Linked DNA regions of Homo sapiens: region 2 is linked to region 1. Evidence: chromatin loops called from intact Hi-C (ENCODE). Cell type or tissue: dorsolateral prefrontal cortex. All regions are shown on one strand. Each heading gives the region's core, and the rest is flanking DNA. Links, peaks and the distances in the headings are about the cores only. Region 1 overlaps SPECC1 (sperm antigen with calponin homology and coiled-coil domains 1). Region 2 overlaps SPECC1 (sperm antigen with calponin homology and coiled-coil domains 1).

Region 1 (5,375 bases), core at 59-5,058:
GTGTGTGCGTCACTCCCTGCAGTCATCCAGACAGACTGGCTGCTTTGTCCTTGAATCAGCATGGCTGTATTGGAAAATTATGGACCTAAAAGTGTTTGTTCTCAGGCTCCAAATTGTGAGCCTTGCCTCCTGGGCCAGAGCCCCTGTGTCTGGCCCTAGTCTCTGCGATTCTGAGCGCAGAGGCTCCGCCAGCTGCCCAGGCCTCCCGCAGCCGTGGCAGCATGCAGTGGGGGCAGGCTGAGGCCATGGTATAGGCCCCTGCTCCCTACATGCAGGGTTGAATTTCTTCCCCAGACCAATCACCCGACCACCAGGGAGTGTGTAAGGCAGCGTGTGGAAGACTGTGGGTCTGTGATGAGAGTCTGAGTCAGCCCTGGATGTCTGGAATTTTTCATTTTAGGATCTGTTTGGCCTCACAGTAATCTTGAATTGGGTTGTGTCCCAGAGCCTAGGATTTTATTTGCTAATTACAGCCCGTTTGCCACTCTCTGAAGGAACAACCAGCCTCCTGTTTCCTAAATGCCCCATCCTGGCCACACTCTGGAGGAGCCACAGTGGCTGCAGTGACATTTCGCCACTTCTTGGTGTGTGGCTTGCCCTGGGGGATGCTGGCGTTCTTTTTGGTGAGAGAGGCCATATCTATCACAGTTACGGGTGTGGGTTTTCAAAGTAACGTATCCCAACAGGCAGACTCGTACCATATAAAACTGAGCACACGGGGGGAATCTTACTAGAGCAGAGAGGGGAAAGAGCAGGAAAGATTTCCTAAAAGTGTGTTAGAAGCTGGGATTCACAGGGAGCAAGTGGATGTGAATACAGCACATACCTTGGGTCATCAGGATGAGAGGCACATGTGTCCAGCCCCAGCCTGGAGCCGTGTTCCCCTATGTGCTCAGTGCCAGGGCATTTTTTTTTTTTTTTAATTTACACTTACATCAGAAAGGGCACCAAGAGAAGCCTTTAATGTTTGTAAAACTATTAAAATCAAAATCTAAAAAGTATGTGATAGAGTTGTTGATAGCCCAGAATGTATAGAAATTATGAGGTGTCCCCACCTGGATGGAAGCAATTAAACTATGTCTGACATTGGTATTAAGTAGAGAATTTCTGATAAAAACTAACAAGCATGTCTTCTATGATAGTAAAGAGATATATGATCACAGGGTGCGATTTACAGTCCATGAAAGATTTTGTCATTTTGTTGTTGTTGTTGCTGTTTTGAGACAGAGTCTCACTCTGTCACCCAGGCTGGAGCGCAGTGGTACCATCTCAGCTCACTGCAACCTCCGCCTCCCAAGTCCAAGCGATTCTCCTGCCTCAACCTCTCGAGTAGCTGTGACTACAGGCACACGGCACTACACCTGGCTAGTTTTTATATTTTTAGTAGAGATGGGGTTTCATCATGTTGGTCAGGCTGGTCTCAAACTCCTGACTTTAGGTGATCCACCCGCTTGGGCCTCCCAATAGTTCTGGGATTACAGTGGTGAATCACTGTGCCCAGCCATTTTTGTTTTTATTGTTTTCAGTAAAAAGATAGGGCATTCACTTGTCCGCCTTTGCAACTCTCTGCTTAGTCCAGACGGACTCAGGTAGTGGACTGGACCTTGCTTATGTCAGTATCTGAAATGAATGAAGTGTGACCCTGAGAGGGGGAACTCTAGGATTGGCATCTTTCTCCCGTCGGTTTTGAGTGTGAGGCCCAACGGGCCCAACCCCTCAATCCCTGCTGGTGACTAAGAGTTTTGCCACAGGTTGGGCACTTAGGCTGTCCTGGAACTGGAAGGTCCCAGGCCTGCACCATCATCCCCCGACCAGGGCAGACTGAAGCAGTGATGGCGTCACCCTGCCCGGCTCCTGTGGGCTGAGCTGCATCTGAAGCTTACAGCCCGTGGGGGAAGTGAGGCCCTTCGGAGCTGCTGCTTGTCTGTGGCTTCTGCCTCCCAGGTGGCCTCTGCACAGTGGTGGTGACAGTGATCAAATGAAAGAGCATTGGGATAATAACACTTGGTCACAGATGTTCTGCTGCTGCAAAAATGAATAAAAGTTACTGTTGTGAATAAAAAACCACCCCCTCTCTGTATTCTATGTCACCCTGTATACTATTTCAGGGTATTTTGAGACAGTTTTTCATCAAGGGATCCTCCCACCTCAGGCTTCAGAGTAGCTGGGATTACAGGCATGTTGCCACCACGTCTTGCTCCGCTTGTGTTTTCACAACAGATACTGAACATAGAAGAAACAGCATGCAGCACACTGTGAAAACACAGCGGTGCCAGGCGTTGTGGCAACATGCCTGTAATCCCAGCTACTCCAGAGCCTGAGGCTGGGGGATCCCTTGAGCCCAGGATTTTGAGGCTGCAGTAGTGAGCCCATCTAAAAAAAAAAAAAAAAAAAAAAAAAGAGGAAAGAAAACAAGTGGTTTCATTAGAATCAAACTAGAAGGTTTTTGCATAAAACGTTGAGTTTAAAAATGCTTTCTCGTTAGACCTTACTAGTAATCAATACAAATTAAAACAATAAAATATTTTTAGCCTGATACATTTGGCAGAGACAGTACAGGAAAATAGCCACTTATACACTATTGCTGGAGCCAAAAATTGGGGTAACGCTCTAGAAAGCAATGTTTGGCATTACATATTAAAAGCCATAAAATATTTGACTTCTGGAATAATGGTGGCCTAAAAACTGGCTAAAAACCAAAAGGACTGAAGTAAACACAAAGACCTCAATAGCACCAAAATAGGAGATTGCTGCCATTAATTTGGGCTAAATGGAAGGAAGCCAGGAGTTCACAGCTCCCCTCTCAGCAGAACAGAGTAGTGTTAGGGTAACAAGTGTGCAGTTTCCAGCCCATGCCCGCTCCTTTCCTTTAATTTCAAGGAAGGGGCATGGCAGCTTGGGCAGGATCACCACAGATCAACAGCTTTCCAAGGCATGGGCCACAGACTGGAAGAAAATGTGGTGGCTACATCTTTCTGTTTTTTTGGTGACCTGGTGCCTAGAGTTTGCTTCAGTGTCAGGGAAAACCCGTCGCTTCAGGCTCTAGATGTTCAAGCAAGGGTAGAGAGTGAGAGCCGTGGGGGAAATGGAAAAGGGTATAAAATGATGTATGAAATCTAAAATACATAATTATGTATAAAATCTAAACATACAAAATTAAGAAATTTGGACAGGTGCTGTGGCTCACGTCTGTAATCCCAGCAGTTCGGAAGACTTTGACAGGCGGATCACCTGAGGTCAGGAGTTCAAGACCAGCCTGGCCAATGTGGTGAAAACCTGTCTCTACTAAAAATACAAAAATTAGCCAGGCGTGGTAGTGGGCGCGTGTAGTCCCAGCTACTAGGGAGGCTGAGGCAAGGGAACTGGTTGAACCCAAGAGGCAGAGGTGGCAGTGAGCCGAGATCGTGCCACTGCACTCCAGCCTGGGTGACACAGCGAGACTCCATCTCAAAAAAAAAATTAAGAAATTCTACTGAGGAACATAATGGCCAGGTGCCATAGCTCACACCTGTAATCCCAGCACTTTGGGAGGCTGAGGTAGGCAGATCGCTTGAGCCCAGGAGTTCGAAACTAGCCTGGTCAACATGACGAAACCCCTTCTCTACTAAAAATACAAAAAAAAAAAAAAAAAAAAAAAAAAGCCAGGTGTGGTGGTGCATGTCTATAATCTCAGCTACTGAGGTAACTGAGAAACGAGAATCACTTGGACCTGGGAGGCAGAGGTTGCAGTGAGCTGAGCTCAAGCCACTACACTCCAGCCTGGGTGACAGGGCGAGATTCCATCTCAAAAAAAGGAAATTTCACTGAGGAACTTAAAACTGAATATGTAGAGAAACATTTATATCTCAATTATACTTAATATAACAATTTAATTTTAATATAATCCTAATAATTTTGAAATGAATTTTGGAATGGGAGAAGCATGAACAAATGATTCTTAGGTTCATCTAGATGAACAAACATCAGAGAATAGCCAGGAAGAGTCCCCAAAAGAAGCCACACACTAGGGCTGAATGATTGTGGAGCACTACCATTAACATTCTAAGGGGAAATTATTTTCAGCCTCAGATTCCCTGTCCAGCCAGCCTGTTAACTGAACGTGATGGTAGAAAGGAGAAATTTTCATACATCCAGAAAATGTGTCTCCCCATATTCTTTCTTAAGAAGGAACCTAGGCAATAGAATGGGGGTAAAATCCAAAAATCAGTGAGGTTCTGGAGGGCTTGGGGCTGTAGGGTTTCATAGAATGATGAGATGATTAAGAGCTCGAGGCTGTGATAAAGGAGAAGATGAGAAACTGTGCGAGGAAGCCAGGGTCCAACTATGAGGCAGGCCCTCTGTGTCAGAATAGAATGGCGGCAGCCACAAGGAGAATGTTAGGACTTAAAAGCAACAGTCAGAATGGGCAAGAGGCCAGATGAGAAGGAGGCACAAAGCCCCCCTCCCAGTAAGGAAAACCCCAAACAAGCAGAAACTGTAGGAAAAAAACAAACTTTTGAAGAAAGGCAGGGTCCAAATCTGGGGCACACTAAAATGTGGGGTGATTTTGGGCGACTGGTAGAGTAACAGAGGAACTCCTTTAAATGATGCTTTGAGTGGCTCAGGTCATGATGGTGGAGCTGTAGAGGACACGTGCCCACAGCTGGCTTCTGTGATGCCGCTTGTGGTTTTCAGCTTCCAGAATCATTCTAGTCAGAGAGCGCCGAGGACTTAAATGTGCTTCCAGGGAAGGAAGCAAAGGTTCTCAGCTGTGACAATGTACAACTTGACCAGGTGGAGGGAAGAAAGGGTAATTTACTCCTGACATACAAAGTAGAGTCAGGAAGTGTTGTCCATACCCAGTGGGACAAAAAATAGAAGTTCAAGGATATTATTTAAGGTCACAAACATAGCTAATATTAATACGGGCACTAAAATTAGCTATGTGTCTATAGTGTAAGGAGGAGGCAGATGCATGGTGCCTGAGTCCTCATATGTCCTGGAGGAAGTCAGTAGAAAATGCCTTCATTTTAGAAATCAAGTAGTAGTCGTATTAGCATATTACAGAGATACGGAAATAATCCATAACTAAACAGAAATTGAAAGGTAGTTCTCTGAAGGACCAGGATTGAAGGAAGGAACAGGTTTTCATTTGATTTAAATACAATCTATATATACTATAATATATGCATTTATTACTTTGATAATTTTTTTGATATAGCATCATGATTAAGCAACTTTGTTATGCAACAGAATGTTTATGCCATAAATCTTGCAAAGTATGAATTACCTAAATCTTGACAAAGGTAAACAAAAATTTATCTTTGATAGGTGTCAATCAGTAATGTTAGTTTTGGTGCAGTTGCAACCTGTTGATTTTTTTTTTTCTTAAACTG
Region 2 (5,375 bases), core at 265-5,264, 67 kb before region 1:
TCTCCCTCTGGACACCAAAGGATGTGAATTTTAAGTGGAGGTAGAGGGAGAATAGGAAAACTAGGTTTCACAGTGTTCCCTACTGAAACAGTAGTGAGGCCGTTCTGGGTGGCCTCTGTGTCTGCTTTTGTTTCGTTTGCCTCTGTCTTGCTTCCCTATTGTCTGTCATTGGAAGAAAATCCGAGTCAGAACTTGTGTTGCTTCACATGTACGTTATTTTAATGATAAATGGTAAAAGACAAGTCCTGAGTTTCTATGGTGGCCCTGAATAGGTTCTTGTATGAGATGCTGTGTTTCTTACGTATACTCTGAGACACAGGCCAGGTTCTTCTATGAGATGCCATGTTTCTTATGTATATTCTGAGACACAGGCCAGACCATGCAGCGTGAACCCTGATATTCTAGGAAATCTCCGCATACGTCCTGCCAGTTTAGGACTCCCTATGCTGCATCCTGCATCTTCAATCTTAACGTCACGTTTTTTTTTAAGCACAGAATGTTTCTTTTTTGATTTTCCAGTGATTTGCAAACCTACCTCCCAATCTAACAGTTTAATCCCTTCTCAAAAAACATTTCAAAATTTTAGAATGGACACCAATGAGAACATGTCATGGTACTGAAATCAGGCATCAGAACGTTTCTGTCTGTCAGTGCATTTGGCAGGAAGTCAGACAAGTGCCGGAGATGCTGGTTTCTTGTCTGATTTTGCACTTCTCTGGCAAGCTGCCCCTTGTAAAGAGTTGACTATATGGCAGTTAGTTGCTGGTGGTTCAGCCACTTCCAGCACCTACCCCATGAGCAAGACTTGAAACCAACTCACACCCTCAAAGCTCCGGAAGCCACCTAGTGTTTCCATCTTGACTGAATGAGTTCTTGATTGAAACTCAGTTTGACTTTGACAGTCATCTAGTGAGAACTCAAAAGTCATTCTTGGTTCAGCCACAGCCAAAGAACTTGCAGAGCATTCTCTGACGAGGTCCTCAAGGACAACTGAGAGAAGGTAAGATCACCCAAAAAGCACCTGGATCCAGACATGAGATTACCTGGTTCTTAAGCTCTGTTTGCGTCCGTGGGCACTCACAGGGTTGGTTGCAGCCAGGCTGATAAGCACGAGATGAAGCACCTGGGCAGAAATGCAAACCAGCATTCATTGCTGGAACTCAGTAACTAAACAGTGGGATATTATCTAACTCATCCATGATCTTCGGTCCTGTTACACTTTCACAGATATTTTTATTTCAGAGTCAGAATAACTGATGTTAAGGTATGTGGGGAAGGAAGGCGGTAGCCTCATCTTTGCAGTCAACCAGCAATATCTCATTCCCAGTGTCATGTTTGCAGCCAACCAGTAACATCTCATTCTCAGCCCTGCCTCTTGCCTCTGTTAAAAGAGGTGGGAAGAGGGGGTCGTTTTTGAGGTCTCTTTAAGCTCTGCTGTTCTCTGGACTGGTTGGTTAGCTGACCTTTCCCTGGTGGGAGAGTAAGAAACTCCAGTGCCAGCCTTAGAGTTATTCTGGTGCAATGCCTTGAACCTCTTTGACACAGTGGCATCTCCATATCTTAGTTGTGGCTTGGGAGCCTGCTCTTTCTCTTCCAGAAATGTGAACAAGCCAGTGTGTTTTTAGGGACCTAAAAGTGATCTGTTTCATTGGACACATATAATGTAATAGATGAAAAGATAATAACTTTTTCAGCTCTGGCTCCTCCCAGTTTTGAAAACTACCAATTGAGAAAAAGGCTTTGAAATGAAAACTCTCACTGAAATGAACCCGTCACATCTTTTTCCTGAAAAGTTGAGTCCTGGGACCTGGCAAAAACAGAAAAAACACAGGCAGCTCAATGTAATGATATATTGTGCCGCATACAAGCTTTCTAATGAAAGACATGGTTCGTGAGCAGTGCATGGCACAGGCTTCTCAAGCAGCATCAGGGAAAGACCTCTGTGTTTGTGGCATTTGTTCCTCTTGTTCTGAAACAGCAAATGCCATTACTTTTAGGGTGACTTATCTGATTCTTACTGTGTCTGTCATATAACACCAATAAACATCCATGGAAAACGTCTTTAAAAGAGATAATTAAACACACTTAATATCTGTGCCTAATTAATGCTGTTGGTTTCTAAATAGAATGTCTGTGATTCGAATGTGTTTCATTTTGCCTATACCACAAGTTCTTGCATTGTCCCCTCTTGGAGGTGAGCAGTGTGGCAGCGCAGCACGTGCAGACTCCACTGGAATTGGCTTAACTCCATGTGTGCACATCCGTGTCAGCCTGAGTGTCACTGTGTGTGCCTGTGCTGCCCTCTGTGTTGCTCTGATGGCTCTAATGGGTCACAGCCGCTCAGCATGTGTTCTCCAGCTACCATGGAGAGGGGAGGGGCGGAAGTTGGAGGTATAGATTCTTTAAGGTCCCTTTTCCAGCTGTCTTGCCACAGATGCTCTGATACTGAGCCCCTCTCCCAGGTGGAGGGGGGCTGTTCTCCTGAGGATTCTTAAGCAGTTTCTGAACAGACCTCACCTTAGCACCCATGACGGCATGATGGACAGGGGTCTCCAGCATTTAATTTGGCCCTTGATGCAGAACCTGGTCCTCTCAATGTGCTCTTATTCCAGCTAGCATTATCTGTTCCCTCACCTAGTACTCTTTTTTTCATAGTTTAAATGTACATTTATGACATTAGACACACAGTCTATAATTCTAAAGAGCTGTGTCTGCCTCCCTGTTCTCTGACCCCTGATTTTACAGATTTCAACAATGTGGACATAAGCTTCCCTTAGGCCTTTAGGATTTTTAGGTTGCAGTTATAAAAGCAAGAAGGTTTTTGGCCTTGACAGTAGAGAGAAGCATGAGCCTCTGTAAATTCTGGAGGGGCCTATGGTGTTCATCCTGGACATCTCTGCTTCACCACACAGTTCTTTGCTGGAGAAGTTCTGGTGGAGGAGCCTAGTACAGGCATTTGCAGTCTGGCTTTTTTTTTTTTTTTTTTTATGTCTGAAAACCTTTGGCTTCCAAAAAATTGGAACAGTAGGACTTAAAATCTGTTGGCCTATCCTGGACATTAGCTTTTCCCTGTGGGACAGTGTAAGCTGGAAATTCTTGCGTTTGTGAACTAAGACTGTATTGCCTTAGGTAACTCCTTTACAGCCTCTCCCTCCCGTTTCTATTTTCACAGCTCCCTGGGCTCTGTCAGCTAGCAGAGCATTTGGTGGAAGAAAGACAGCCCAGCTCTTGCCATGATTGGGAGCCGCAGCCATCTCTAGATGAAAGGGGGAATGTGTAGAGGAGAAATTGCCTCTTTATAAAGAGCCCAGTTGTCTCCTTGTGACATTCTCTGTTTCTCAGAGTCATTGCCGTCGAGTCTCTGCTTTTTGTCCACATTTTGGGATCAGCTTACTGCATGATCAAAGATGATGTTTCCCTCTTTTTACTTTTCCTCAGAAGATTGAGCTGTCTTTTATTTGGAGAATAAAATGAAGTTCTGAAAAAAACAAAGTACAAGTCTTATGAAAAGTTATTTGCAGCTGGAGTGCTGAAAAGGGCACAGTGGCAGAGCAGATGCAGAGCTGGGTACAGCGCAGGCCCGAGTTCTTTTGTTTTTTGTTGTTGTTGTTGTTGTTGTTTTGTTTTGTTTTTTTTTTTTTTTTGAGACAGAGTTTCACTCTTGTTGCCCAGGCTGGAGTGCAATGGTACGATCTCGGCTCACTGCAACCTCTGCCTCCCGGGTTCAAGTGATTCTCTTGCCTCAGCCTTCCAAGTAGCTGGAATTACAGGCGCCTGCCACCACACCCAGCTAATTTTTGTATTGTTAGTAGAGATGGGGTTTCACCGTGTTGGCCAGGCTGCTCTTGAACTCCTGACCTCAGGTGATCCCCACCTCAGCCTCCCAAAGTGCTGGGATTACAGACATGAGCCACCGCACCCAGAACCTAAGGCCCAAGTTCTACTTTTTGGTGTTCATTTCTCTGCTTCCTTTTGATCGTGGTGTCTGATCATCTTGGAATTCACATTACTCAAGGCAAAATAGGAAGCCATCTGCGTGATGTCACATTCCGAAGAAGTCAGAAGGTTCGGCGAGTTGGAGCTTTACTCTTGTTGCCCAGGCTAGAGTGCAGTGGTGCGATCTTGGCTCATTGCAAGCTCCGCTTCCTGGGTTTAAGCTATTCTCCTGCCTTGGCCTCCCAAGTAGCTGGGATTACAGGCATGTGCCGTCACTCCTGGCTAATTTTGTATTTTTAGTAGAGATGCAATTTCACCATGTTGGTCAGGCTGGTCTCGAACTCCTGACCTCAAGTGATCTGGCCGCCTCAGCCTCCCAAAGTGCTGGGATTACAGGCTTGAGACCCCATGTCTGGCCCCTTCTGTGGGGTCTTGATTGAGCCCCTTCACTTGGAGTCTGACTTCATTACCTCGTCTGAAACAAGGTGCCTCCAAGCTTTGGGTTGATTTCCAGAATCTTGTTGGGTTAAACATAAGTAGAAGTTTGATCATAAAGGATGTTATTAAGCCGGATAGGTAAGCACGGTGACAATGGCAATAGAAATCTAATGGAAAACGATTGAATGACAACTACACCAAAGTTTCATGGATGAAACTCACCCCAGAAACTTAGTGTTCAAATCAGAGTGATACACAATTCAAAATGTGATTTTAAACTTCTGGAAATATGTGTGTTTGTGAAGATCCAAATCCAATTCAGCAACCTCCATCAGGCAGAAACCTTCTGCAATCCTCACATGAGGAACTGGTTCACAGTGTACACAGCATGGAGCCATTAGTGACGTTATCCAAAGGATGAGACAAGACAAAAGTTACTGTCTAATAAAAGGAAAATTAGGAACAGGAATGCTCTTTAAACTCAGGAAGATCTTTTGGGGTGTCAAACTGGACAGCACAGAATCATTAGAAAAATTAGCTTGGCGTGAGAAGAGACATTGAGGTCTTCTCTGTAAAATTTACTTAGATACTTGTGAATAGGACTGAAATTTATATTTTGGGCACTCTTTACCTCAGATTCAGAGTTCTTAGGATTATTTAAAATTCATTTGCTGGATGTTTTCAAGTATAAACAATAAGAAAACTGCAACTTCAACTTAAAAGGCACTGCTGTATTTGCACCCTATATTTTGACCTGTCGTTAGGTACTGTTGAATATTTTTATCTGTAAGCATTTATGAAGTGCAAAATAAACATGTTATTATATAGAAGCGTCTGCTGCTTAGTTTTAATCACCAGCTACGTTTCTGCAGGGCCTTTATGTCGTTTTGTTCTACATTTTTTTCTGAATACAGTTTCAGAACTTCAAAGTCACATCAAGTAACTAGAATTTGAGGTAGAAAAAAGCTGGATGTAAGTTGTAAATAGGAGGTTGACATGGA

What was found. A loop is a pair of places that touch in the nucleus more often than their neighbours do. Peaks named below come from ENCODE experiments on the same cell type or tissue, not always from the same donor. Only the 100,000 strongest peaks of a DNase experiment are listed, where the experiment ranks them.
Region 2: it touches region 1 in a loop (2.8-fold over the local background); 46 of 110 quality-filtered maps call a loop at or near these places.

The regions. Positions count from the first base shown.
Region 1 is chr17:20,300,504-20,305,878 of GRCh38, forward strand. All of the region lies in intron 13 of SPECC1 (sperm antigen with calponin homology and coiled-coil domains 1), which reads left to right. Among named protein-coding and RNA genes, the nearest start is that of FAM106B, 110 kb to the right of the region's middle. In dorsolateral prefrontal cortex, for the core only: no CTCF peak of the experiment used is centred there; DNase peaks (open chromatin) are centred at 1,846 and 2,268; H3K4me3 peaks cover 347 bases; H3K27ac peaks cover 3,127 bases.
Region 2 is chr17:20,233,688-20,239,062 of GRCh38, forward strand. All of the region lies in intron 7 of SPECC1 (sperm antigen with calponin homology and coiled-coil domains 1), which reads left to right. Among named protein-coding and RNA genes, the nearest start is that of FAM106B, 180 kb to the right of the region's middle. In dorsolateral prefrontal cortex, for the core only: a CTCF peak has its summit at 2,245; a DNase peak (open chromatin) is centred at 2,291; H3K27ac peaks cover 5,000 bases.